2 separate regions of the Homo sapiens genome follow, and region 2 is linked to region 1. A link is an interaction called in ENCODE POLR2A ChIA-PET data of the cell type or tissue named here. Cell type or tissue: Caco-2. All regions are shown on one strand. Links, peaks and the distances in the headings refer to the core of each region. The heading gives the core; the rest is flanking DNA.

Region 1 (6,558 bases), core at 800-4,799:
GTTTAATCCATAATGAAGATACAATTGTCTGTCTTCTTTTTGTAATAAAAACCAATATCAGGGCCAGGTGTGGTGGCTCATGCCTATAAAATCCCAGCACTTTGGCGGGCCGAGGTGGGCAGATCACTTGAGGTCAGGAGTTTGAGACAAGCCTGGCCAATATGGCGAAACCCCGTCTCGCTCTACTAAAAATACAAAAATTAGCCAGGCATGATGGTGCCACCTGTTGTCCCAGCTACCTGGGAGGCAGAGGTTGCAGTGAGCCAAGATCGCGCCACTGCACTCCAGCCTGCGCGATGCAGCACAACTCTGTCTCAAAACAAAACCGACATCAAATTCCCAAAACAAACACTTTAAGCATTAAAAGGAGATATTTTTATGGAAACAGAAAAATTGCAGGCAATCTGGACAAGCCTGTGTAAGATTAAAGAGCCAAAAAGGTAAGGAATCTAAAGAATAATCACTGATGGAATGGAAAAATATACTGCTGTATTCATCTGCAAACATAGCCTATTCTTTGTAAGGACTGTGGAATATGTACACAATTTAATCATATTTGGGTCTCAAAGAAAACCTTAACAAAATCTCAAACTTGTAAATAGTACAGACCCCATACTTTGATAATTTTTGTTACTGGAAATTGTAGCCAAAAGAAAAAGAAAATTAGCCACTTAGAATTTCCAGAACTCTTCTTTTTGTTAGCCTTTTTAAATTTAAGCTCCAGGGTATATATGCAGGATGTGCAGGTTTGTTACCTAGGTAAATGTGTGCCACGGTGGTTTGCTGTACCTATCAACTCATCACCTAGGTGCTAAACCCAGTATGCATTAGCATTTTTCTTGATGCTGTCCCTCCCCTTGCCCCCTCAACGCGCCCCAGTGTGTAGTTCCCCTCCCTGTGTCTAAGCGTTCACATTGTTCGGCTTCCACTTACAAGTGAAAACATGAGGTGTTTGGTTTTCTGTTCCTGCATTAGTTTGCTGAGGATAATGGCTTCCAGCTCCATCCATGTCCCTGCAGAGGACATGATTTCATCCCTTTTTATGACTGTATAGTACTTCATGATAGGTATGTACCACATTTTCTTTCAGTCTATCTTTGATGGGTATCTGGGCTGATTCCGTGTCTTTGCTATTGTGAATAGTGCTGCAGTGAACACACACGTGCATGTATCTTTATGATAGAATGATTTATATTCCTCTGGGTATATACCCAGTAATGGGATTGCTGGGTCAAATGGTATTCCAGAAGTCTTCTTGAACAACTCTTGGATCAAAGAAGAAAGTAGATTTTAAATGTTCTCATCTAAGCAATGCTAGGTGAGGTGATGAATATGTCAATTATTTCACAGTGTATACATGCATCAAAACATATCGTACATATAAATATATACAATTTGTCATTTGTCAATTAAAAAATAAAATACAACTCAAAATTGAGGGGGAAGCAGCAATTATGAATCTTTAAAATGCGGAGGAAGGGATAGCTAAAGACAAAGAATTAGAAAACAGAGAAGCAGAAGTGATACACTTGAGATTTGATTCTTTTGAGGAGAAAAGAAACAACCCACATAAAACTGAAAACCTGTTTGCTTTCCTAATGAAGAAAAAATGGGAGAAAAACAGATACTTGATGTTTGTTAGAAATTAGAAAGGGCAAATAAATAACCACAGATGCAGAGGAAATAAAAATCGTAAGAGTATGCAAATAGGTATGCTTCACTCAACAGGGTGTGGACATATATTTAGGTCCAAAGTCCTATCCTCAATGCGTGTTTAGTGTGAAAAATGCTTATATGTAAAACCAATAACTTTCCAGAAGTAACCAGTTAGAAAATATCATGGGGAATGGAGTTAATAACAAAATTGCTGACCTGTAGGAAGAAAAGTACTCAACTTTATCAAGAAATTTATTTATTCAATGTATTTAACACATGCTTATACAATATAGGGCTTACTGTATGCCAGGTACATTTGATCTTTAAGGAACCCTAGAATGTAGGTTTGCTCATATCCACATTTTACAGATGAAGAAACTGAGGCACAAAGAGGTTAGGTAACTTGGCCAAAGTCACCCAGCTGGTAGAATGGCAGGACCAGGATTCAAAATGTAGTTAGCGTCGTCCAGCATCTGTGTGCGTTGCTATCATGCTGACTGCTCAGTTCATGCAGAGACATATTGCATTCCAGGAGGGAAGACTCGGTCTCATCAAATGATCCAACATAACTGGACTGAGCTCTCTGGCAGGGGCTGAAATGCAAAGCGTCTGTCCGAGGTGAATGTCAGTAGAATGGCACACAGCCACGGAGCTGCCGGTTTCCCACGAGTGCACTTAATCATACAGAGGTCCAAGTAGCATGAGGCTCCATCTTGAGATTCACCTGTCAGGGATCGGAGCAGGAGCCGCACCCATCACTTCTCCTCTGCATTCCCTCCTCTAAGTCCGCTAGCACAGATGTGATGGAGTGGCAGGACAGATCCTTCCTAACTCAACCCTCCTGTCCTCCTCTCTTAGATCCAGGAGATGGTCCACTCGGAAGTGGCTGCCTATGACTCGGGCCGGCCCGGGCCCCTGCTGGGTCGCCCGGCAATGCTGGCCAGCCACATGAGTGCCCTCAGCCAGTCCCAGCTCATCTCGCAGATGGGCATCCGGAGCAGCATCGCCCACAGCTCCCCATCACCGCCGGGGAGCAAGTCAGCGACCCCCTCTCCCTCCAGCTCCACTCAGGAAGAGGAGTCGGAAGTGCATTTCAAGGTATGTGCGGTGGAGGAACAGAGCCTGAAGCTGCCCTCCTGTCGGCAGGGAAGGGGTCCTGTGGGGAAATGGGCATCACCTCCCTCTAGTAAAGACTAGAAAAGCCTGATGTCCCAAGGTCCCCGTAGGTGCCATTCCCACTGAGCAGGCGTTCCTGGTGGCGGTTGGGATGTCCGCCACAGAGCTCAGTGGTTTTCTGTTAAGACCCCCAGGCCACGCTGGAAGCCAAGGAAAAAGCACATTGGCAGGTGGAGCACCTGGTCAGGGGGGATGGCACCTATGGGGCTTTGTGGCATCGGGCTTTGGCTGCTCCAAGTGCTGAGCGTCCTTGACAAGCTGTGTTCCCTCGGGGCTCCCACAGCCTTGTGCGTAAAGCAGAGAAAATTCCAACAAATGTTGAGGGGATGGGGTGAGAAGATCCTGTGAAAGTTGGCAAAGACTGACTCCTGAAGGCCAGTGGGCGATTTCAGAGGTGTGGACGGCTTCAGCAAGGCCATCGGGGTCACATTTATGGCCATTTGGCCCTTTTAGGAGAAAATATTCTGACAAAACTGTGTGGTCCAGAAGACAGCACCTCTGGGCCTAGAGTATTCACTGACCTTGAGGGTGGGGTGCAAAAATGACCGCCCCACTGGGAACATGCATTCCCCCAACATTCCTGGAGTCTAGAGTGGTTTGACCTCCTCAAGAACATGGTAGGGATGAGAGCCCGCCACCTGTCCGGGCTCTGGCCCTTCTTTGCATTGACTCCAAATCCACCTCCCGGTGAGAGAACATCTTGTCTTACCAGGGAGGAAAACAGAGGCCCAGAAATGCCAAAGACAGAAGTGTTTGCCCAGGGCCTCCCAGCGAGCTAGTGGCAGAATTAAGACTTATCTCCCTCCGTGCCTCCTGCCTCTGTCGATCCAGTGTCCTTTCCACGTGGTGGCCTCCCGAGGCCTAGGGCAGTAACCCTGGACTTTGGGGGAAGAGGGGTTTACTTCTGGATCCTGGCCCAGCTTCATCCTAAGGATGACTCGACCTCTATTATAGTCCATGCAGGAACGGTTTTTATTTAACAAACACTCTCTATGGGCCAGACACTGCTCTAAACACATAACAAGTATACGTCCATGTAATCCTCATAAAAGTCCTATAGGGCAGGGACTGTTATTATCTCTGTTTGGCAGATGGGGACACTGAGGCACAGAGAGGTTAAGTAATGTATCTGGTGTCACACAGCTAGTAAGTGGGGGGAACCAGGATTCAAACCCAGGAGGCTGCAGGTGCAGTCCAGTGTATGTGCCCTCAACCCCCTGCCCTGCTGTGCCTGTTCAGGACTTTATCAATGACAACATGCCTCTTCATCCCTGATCTTGCTAGGGTCACACCACGGTGCTAACACAACTGGGGCTTGGAGAAGGGAGTAGCTGCAGAGATAAGCCTCAGGAACAGAACCATGTCCTTCAGACATGGATGCCTGATCATGCCTACTGGCCCATGGCTTTGTCATCAGGTCAACATGTCACCTCCATCTTCTTGGCTCCTAGAGCCAGAGTCTTCACTACAGGGTCCAGGGCTTTTGACCAAAGTCCCCTGTTCCTACATGGCTTGAGTGACCCAACAGAGACCCACTGAGGTCTGTGGTGGGCATCCCAACACCACCCCATCCTGGAAGCCCTAAGTCAAGTGTTCACAGGATCATGGTCCTGCAGTCTGTCCAGAGTGAAGCCACTGGTTCCAGGGCTGACGCAGTAACAGTCGCTTTAGCCTCGTGCCCTCCCCACTTCACAGGGTCAAGGGACTAAGCCACCTGCTCAAAGCTGCACAGCTGAAACATGGCGGTGGAGACCAGCCTTTTGTAATGCAGGATCCTTTTTGGGGATTGTGCTCACAAGTGGGAGGGCAGATATATACACACACACACACACACACACACACACACACATATATATATACACACATATATATACAGACATATATATACTATATATACACATATATATACATATATACTATATATATACATATATACTATATATACACACACATATATATACTATATATACACACACATATATATACATATACACACACACACACACGTATATACACATATACACACATGCACACACACTCCAAACTTGGAAATAGGCCCCCAAATAACTGCACATTCTTTCAATGTCATACCAAAGCCTTGGCTAACAGGCTCACTCAATAATTATCTGATTCCCTAGGAAACTGGACCTTTGCTTTGATTCATTATTCACTATTGATTAGGGGATTTCACAACTCTGTAAAAGAAGATGTTACCTTGGGCGGGGGAGGGGAAGTGATAAGAGATGTAAGGGATTTTTGTCTGATTATAAGGCAAATTAACTTTGCCCGGTAGAGATGCAAATTTCTGTCCAGTAGAAAAGATTAAAAGTCCCAAAGGTGATAGTTTCAGCGCTCTATTGGGCACTAACCAGTTTCACGTGTAATTTAGTAATCTAATTCCAGCATTCTTTCCATTCTTTCAGTGACTATACAGTCCGTCTTCTCCTCCTGCATTTCTCTGAATCAACTTTACAATCATGCTGATTCTCTTTAATGAGTTAAACACCCACCCAGGGTGTGTGTGTCTGTCTGTCCATTGCCCCCTCCATCGCGCGAGTGGTTATCTGTGCATGAGCAGGGCTGGAGAAGTGCAGCTCGGCCCAAGTCTGTGTTGATCGCCTTTGGCAGGAGGCCCTTGGGCTTCTTTGGTTTTCTGACTCTTCTCACTCGGGCAGATCTCGGGAGAAAAGAGACCTTCAGCCGACCCAGGAAAAAAGGCCAAGAACCCGAAGAAGAAGAAAAAGAAGGACCCCAATGAGCCGCAGAAGCCTGTGTCGGCCTACGCACTCTTCTTCAGAGACACTCAGGCCGCCATCAAGGGTCAGAACCCCAGTGCCACTTTCGGTGACGTGTCCAAAATCGTGGCCTCCATGTGGGACAGCCTGGGAGAGGAACAGAAGCAGGTGAGCCTCCCTCTCTTTCTGGGCCATCCCCTGAGGCTTTGTGGTCCTGGAACCAAGGACACACTTTGAAGGTCTGAAACCAGGCCCAGCTCTGGAACTAGAGACTCTTACAGAGGTCTTTCCTGGGCTCAGGTTGCCCATCTGTAAACTGGGAAGCTAGCTGCCTTCCAATTCTACTAACCAACTGCATTTACTAGCAACTTAACCACTCTGAACCTCTGCTTCCCGCAACTTAACCATTCTGAACCTCTGCTTCCCCCTTGATAAAATGAGAACAAGCATCTCCATCCATCTTGTCCCACCAACCCTAAAAGTCTGGAGTCCAGGCCAGAGCTTCCTATCCCACTGACCATGTGCCTGTGGCCTCCTCTAAAGGCCTCCAGGGAGAATAGAGAGCAGAACTAGCTGGTAGGCAAATGGAGTTGCCAGCTGTGTGACCTCAGCCTGACCACCTAAACTCTCTGAGCCTCGGTTTTCATGTCTATTAAAACAGGGGTGCTGGCTACTCCTTCTCTGAGCTCACATCTGGGCTGGGCTTTCCCCCCGGTATGTCACTGAATCCTTACAACACCCTGTGGAGTAGCCATTGCTTTCCTGTTTGGTAGAGACACCAAGAGGTAAAGTGACTCACCCAGGGTCACCAGCGTGAATCAAGGTAGAGTCAGGATTTGAACTCACATCTGTAGAAGCAGGAGGCTCAACTGGGCTGTTGGCATGAGAGACATGAATCAAATAAGCAGATGAGTAAATGTAAAATTACAATTGTGATTGTGCCGTGTACCAGGAGGGTACATAGTTCATGAGAGTGGAAAGAGCAGGGACG
Region 2 (6,558 bases), core at 1,148-5,147, 730 kb before region 1:
CTCACAGAAATGATCCCCATGAAGGCATGAGTGGATACGTGGCCACTCTGCTGGGGTATGAACTTCCGGGTGCCATGCTCCAAAATCCTCCTCAGCTGTCTCATTCCAGCTGCATTCTGGAGCCCAGACCCCATCCAGCTCCTCAAGCTGCTGTCCAGTGCTGATGTGGAGTGCTGTCTGGGAACCATCGCCTTGCCCAAGTGCATCTAGAAGCCTTCCTAGAGTGTGGCTAAATCCATGTTGTTTACTGGGGTGTCCCTCCTTCTAGACTTATTAAATCCACTTTCCCTCCATTAGAAATAAGGAAGTGAGTCAGAGCTGCCACTTCAGGCACCCAGGGACAATGAATGACCCCCACGGTCCAGAGGGAATCCATAAACCAGAAAAGAAAATTAGGATCTGACTTCCTGGAGAAGCAGAGATGCTGCCAAAGCTCTGCCCTAAGTTATCCAGTGGGTGGCCTACTGGGAACTTAATCATATTTGGGTTTTTTTTCCTGAAGTAATCTTCCCTATTTTTGGTTAGTGGGGTGTAACACCTCTGGAAAGGAGGGGAGGCCAACTGGGGCGGTTCTGATGACTAAAACCCGATATGAGTTTGCAGGGGCTGCCCCAGACCGGGTAGTTTCAACAGAAATTTATTTTCTCTTGATTTTATTTATTTTTATTTTATTTTTTATTTTTTGAGACTGAGTCTCACTCTTTCATCCAGGCTAGAGTGCAATAGTACAGTCTCGGCTCACTGCAACCTTGGCCTCCCAGTTTCAAGCAATTGTCCTACTTTAGCCTCCCAAGTAGCTGGGACTACAGGCATGCACCACCATGCCCGGATAATTTTTTGTATTTTAGTAGAGATGGGGTTTCACCACGTCGGCCAGGCTGGTCTCAAACTCCTGGCCTCAAGTGATCTGCCTGCCTCGGCTTCCCCAAGTGCTGGGATTACAGACATAAGCCACTGCACCCAGACCATTTTCTCATGATTTCAGAAGCTAGAAGTGTAGGATCAAACTGTTGGCAGGGTTGGTTTTGTTGAGCCCTCTGTCCTTGGCCTGAAAATGGCCATCTTCTCCCTGTGTCTTCACAGGGTGCATGTACATATCTGTGTTCTCATCTCCTCTAGAAGAACACCGCTCATATTGGATTAGGGTCTACCCCTATGACTTCAGTTTGCCTTCATTACCCCTTTCAAAGTCCTATCTCTAAATACAGTCACACTGTGAAATACTGGGAGTTGGGACTTCAACATATGAATTTGAGGAGGTTGGAGAGACACATTTCAGCCCGTAACAGACCCCACCCATTCCCCTTGGGAGAGGGTCAGCAAGTTCAGCATGCCCCTAGGGCTGGGCTTTATTTTCCTGGAAGACCCAGAAGTCCTGTCATGGGAGTCGAGAATCAGAAGGAGCCCTTCTGTGCAAGACGGTCTCAAGGAGGAGAGAGGCAGTGCCCTGAGAGGGAGGGTGGGCGGAGGGAAGAGGAAGGGGCACTGAATTGGGGAAAAGACGCCTGGTCACCACGTTTTAACAGGGATATGAATAAATTCATTGTGCCTAAGGAAGATGAACAGACTGTGAAAAAGCCTTCAAAATCACAAGGGACATTTAGCTTGAAGAGGAAAAGACATACGGAGTAAAGGTCTCTGTTTTCACCTCCCTGAAGAAAGGTAATCAATGTGCCCCAGAGGACAGAACCAGGACTTGTAGGTAGAAAGCAAAGAGAGGCATGCTTCAACTGCAAGAAAATAAAAGTGTTCCAAGCAGTGAAATATTTGACCTTGGAGTAAACTGCTATAATAAGTAGTATGCTCCCTTCACTCACAGTATTTCAGTCGGGCTGAAAGATCATCGGGGTGCCTAGAGGAGAAGTTTTCATGCACTTCTCAAATTCTATGATGCTCCAAATCAGAGGGTTGGACAAAATAATTGTGCTTAAAACCTGCCCTTGTGGTCCTCTTGTCTCATATAACACTTAGCAATCTCTCTCTTTGCAGACTGGCTGAAATGCAATGAGAGTGCCTGATGACACATAATTTTTGGCACAGAATTCACGACATTCATCTCAAATGTCCAAGCTACTACTATAAATTAACAGATCTTCACACACACACACACATACACACACACACACACACACACATAGCTCATCTCAAAAGTGTGAGAGAACTTCCGAACCATGTGAGAAAACCAAGGCTTTTGGAAGAATATGGCTCTGCGTCTGTCAAGTCAGGAATCCATCCTTCTAGAAGGGCACGGTAGTCAGAGGAAAGTCCCCTCTCCTCTAACACACACACGTTGATGTCCACCTCCTAATCCCCAGCACCTGTGAATATGGTACCTTACAAGGCAAAAGGGACTTTGTAGGAATGATTAAGTTGAAGGACTCTTAGATGGGTGACATTCCCCTAGGTTATTTCGCTCCTCCAGTCGAATCATGTGAGTCCTCATAAGCAGAGATGCCTCTCCTGACTGCAGTCAGAGAACCAGAGAGGCGCAGCAGGAGAAGAACTTGGCCACAAGCCAAGGAATGCAGGAAGCCTCTAGAAGCTGGAAAGGGCAAGATGATGGATTCCCCCCTAGAGCTTCCAGAAAAGATGCACCATGTCAACATTCTGATCTTAGCCCAGTGAGACCAACATGGGACTTCTCTTCTCTAGGACTGCAAGATAAATTAAATACATTTGTGTTTTTAAACCACTTGTGATAATTTATTAGAGCAGCAATAGAAAACTGATACAAAGAGTCAGGCACTCTGAAATCATAAAACAAGGATTCAACTCCCAGTCGGCAGAGTCCTAGCTGTGCAAACTTGGGCCAATTAATTAACCTCTCTGGATCTCAATCGGCTGCTAATGGGGCCGTTCACTACTCTCAAAGGGCTGATGTAAGTATTAACGTAGATAATAAACCACTAGTAACGTGTCTGGCACAGACAGCCCAGCAGATGTTCCCATCTCTTCTTTTCCACCTTATTTGCTCCTAGCCTACTGTGTTATTTGCGTCATTGCTCCTTGGGAAATGAGGAAACTGGGTTCCAGGTAAGCCCGAAGATAGGCACAATAACATGCAGCTGATGAAAGTTAAAGTGGGATTTGCAGTCTGGCTTCAGGAAGCCCCACTTGGAGGCCTGCTCGCAGAGCAGCCAGAGCAAATCCCAGCCACAGCACAAAGGGCTCCAGGAACCACATTCTTAGAGATCACTCCAGGAGGTGCCCTGGGGGCAGTGGCCAATGATAACCAGGAGCATAGGCTGTGGGACTATACTAGATCAAGGGCTAAGATTTCCCTAGGGTCAAGGTGTTCTGATTCAACTGGACTGCCCCCGGCCCCCAGGCTTCATACAGGGTGCTGGTGAGGAATTGTCCAGGTGTGCAGGAATGCGGGGAGGTGTCTACTGGTGATCTGAGCAGTAAGAGCAGCCTCTGAGGGGGTGATATTTTTAAAAAACAGGATCTTGCTGTGTCACCCAGGCTGGAGTGCAGTGGCTCCATCACAGCTCACTGCAACCTTGAACTCCTGGGCTCGAGCTGTCTTCCCTGCCCCCACCCTCCCCCTTCCCCACCCCCCACCCCCCACCCCAGCCTCCCAAGCAGCTAGGACCACTCGGGACCTATGCCACCATGCCTGGCTAATTTTTTTTTTTTTTTTTTTGTACAGACAGTCTCACTTTGTGGCCAAGGCTGGGGTGACCCTGCTAATGGAGCTGGCAATGAACTGCATTTTGGAAGCTCAAGCAGTCACTCTCGTCCAGGTGAGCCTGAAAAGTGTCGTCACTGACATCGCAGGTCAGAGCAATTGAATGAACTGTGGAATTCCTGCTGTGAGTCTGTTAGGCTGCAGGATCCAGGATCCTCCACCCTTATCTAGTTCCAAAACTTTTTATCACCCCATAAGGAAACCCTGTACCCAGAAAGCAATCATAGCTCTTTGACCCCCTCCCCTGACAACCACTAACCTGCTTTCTGGCTCTATAGGTTTGCCTATTCTGGATATTTCACATAAATGGACTCATACGATATGTGGCCTGCGGTGTGTCTTCTTGCACTTAGCGTAATGTCTTGGAGGTTCATCCACATTGTGGCATGCATCAGTACTTCATTCCTTGATGTGGCTGAGTCCTATTTCATTATACTTAATTTTTTTAACAAGATGTTCCACATTTTCATTTTGCACCGGGCTCTGAAATTATGCTGGTCTTACGAAGCTCTCTTACGGGGTTGCAGAAACCGGTCACTCTCAACTGGCCCCTTGCCTCCCCGCCCTCCTCTCTCCATGCACCCTCCACTGTGCAGCCAAAATGGTCTTCCTTGGACGAAGCCTAAGCATATCATCTCTGTGCTTAAAATCCTCCTGTGACTGACACCCATCGCCCTCACCCCTACCATATCTCGGCCCCTTGGCTAAAGGATCCAGCTCTACAAAGGAGCCAGGCTGTAGGGAACCTCCATGCCTTCGCCCATGCTGCCACTCAGCCTGGAAGGCCCTCCCCCCACTGCCCCCCTTCTTCTCAAAATTGACTCCAATACGGTAACTCTATGATTCTAAGGTCTTCATCCTCAAGAATGAGGTGAATGGTTAAAGGGCCCTTAGCTCGCTAATGACAAAGATGCAATTTGCTTCAAAGCTGACCTTCAGGAAAGAGGACTAAAAAAAATAGATGAGTCAATTTAATCTTCTGCACTGACACTTCCAGGGACCATAGAATGAACTTACAAGGGAACTTATGTAAGTTCCTTTGTGAGATATAAATAAGCACATTAAAGTATTCCTGCTTCTGTCCAGCTTAATGGCCAAGAAACTAATTGTCAGAAATCGGAAAGGAGCTGAAATAAATATGGGTAGAGTGCTGCTTGATATTATGAAGAAATCTGGCCCAAAAAGTAAAGGCAGGGACGCAGATAGGGGATGTCCAGCTGTCCAGTGGGCAATTTTTCATTGTGGTCATGAACTTTTTTCTGAGACATAGTTTTTTGCTCTTGTTGCCCAGGCTAGAGTGCAATGGCACAATCTCGGCTAAATGCAACCTCCGCCTCCCAGGTTCAAGCAATTCTCCTGCCTCAGCATCCCGAGTAGCTAGGATTACAGGCATGTGCCACCACACCTGGCTAATTTTGTATTTTTAGTAGAGATGGGGTTTCTCCATGTTGGTCAGGCTGGTCTTGAACTCCCGACCTCAGGTGATCCGCCCATCTCGGCCTCCCAAAGTGCTGGGATTACAGGCATGGGCCACCGTGCCCAGCGCTCATGAACTTCTCTGCTTTCTCACATAAACCATCATTAAACAGTAGCTGGCACCACCTGGATGCCACTTCCTGCCAAGAGTCATGAGGGCATGGTGTGCAGGGGACAGTGGGGACCCTAAGGTCTAGTGCTCATCCATCTGGCTTGTCCTCTCAGTAGCAATGTCCTCTAGGGCCAAGGACTCCTGACACCAGAACCTCAACTGACAGCAGTTGCATCACAGGTCAGTCTTTGTGGCTGGGCACAAACCTGCAGGCTGGACTTCCCAGCTGTCAAGGCCACCCCCTGCCCCCTCTGTCCTCCCCTCCTCTCTCACCTGGCCCCGGATCCCCACCTCCAAGATGTTGCTCTATCTGGGTGATCATCTCCTATCTTCAGTCTTTCCCACCCCAAGATTCCTTCTCGCCCACCCTTGAAGGTGCACATCTCCTGAGGTGGGCAAAAGCCCCGCCTTGACTCTGCCTCTCTCCCAAGCCAGTAGCTCCTCTCCCTCTTTGACCACCCCCTATCACCAAACACAGTCCATCCTTCCTCACCTCCCTGCAGGCTGCCCAGCTCCAGCCTCACACTCCACAGTCCTTCATCTACAGAACAATACGATCCCTCTGAAACATATCTGGACCACCACTGCCCTGCCTGAACCTCCCAGGAGACTTTCACTACCCCCAGAAGAGGGCAAGTCTCAAGCTGGGCATTCAAGGACCATGTTGACCTGGCCGCCCTCACTTCTTGGCTGTCAGACACCCTGCAGCCACTCCTCCCCCACTTTTGGCCTTCAACCTCTCTGAGTCTCTGTTTCCCCATCTATGAGGTCAGTGGTTTGGACCAGCTAATCCCTGAGGCTCCTCCACGGTTCTAAAAAGGAAACACAGCACACACGCATGTGCGCACGCACATACACACACACACACACACACACACACACACGTGGGCACACACCACTTAGGCTTTGTTCTGAGTACCTAACTGCCTCCCATAGAAAACTCAAGAACAGGAGGTGAGGATCCCAGCGGAAGCAGTGGGCGCATTCTCTCTCGTGCTTTTTTTCTCTCTGCTTTCAATGTATTTTACCATCTTCTGAACAAAAATAGCCTGTTTGATTCCCTATGGGAAAAAATAGAAAAGAAGATAAGAGTCAAATTAGTGTCCACTCTCATAAAATTTTTTTTTAATGGAAAGAGAAGGAGATAAAAAGCAAAAAGGTAGAGACATCAGGCCCACAACTCAACCAGAAAACTTAGCTGCCCATGGCTGGAGATCCAGATGGGGCCAGAGAAACTAGGAAAGTTGAGGCAGGGATAAATCCTTGCCTAAGGTCTGGG

Evidence for each region. ChIA-PET counts read pairs that join two places held together with the same protein. Peaks named below come from ENCODE experiments on the same cell type or tissue, not always from the same donor. Only the 100,000 strongest peaks of a DNase experiment are listed, where the experiment ranks them.
Region 2: POLR2A ChIA-PET joins it to region 1 with 5 read pairs; 1 of 35 experiments calls an interaction of 5 or more read pairs at or near these places.

The regions. Positions count from the first base shown.
Region 1 is chr20:44,048,792-44,055,349 of GRCh38, forward strand. It overlaps TOX2 (TOX high mobility group box family member 2), which reads left to right. Exons shown (of 9, transcript NM_001098797.2): 4 at 2,515-2,754; 5 at 5,508-5,735. Among named protein-coding and RNA genes, the nearest start is that of JPH2, 140 kb to the right of the region's middle. In Caco-2, for the core only: no CTCF peak of the experiment used is centred there; a DNase peak (open chromatin) is centred at 2,700.
Region 2 is chr20:43,320,579-43,327,136 of GRCh38, forward strand. No RefSeq gene overlaps it. Among named protein-coding and RNA genes, the nearest start is that of PTPRT-DT, 130 kb to the left of the region's middle. In Caco-2, for the core only: no CTCF peak of the experiment used is centred there; a DNase peak (open chromatin) is centred at 3,270.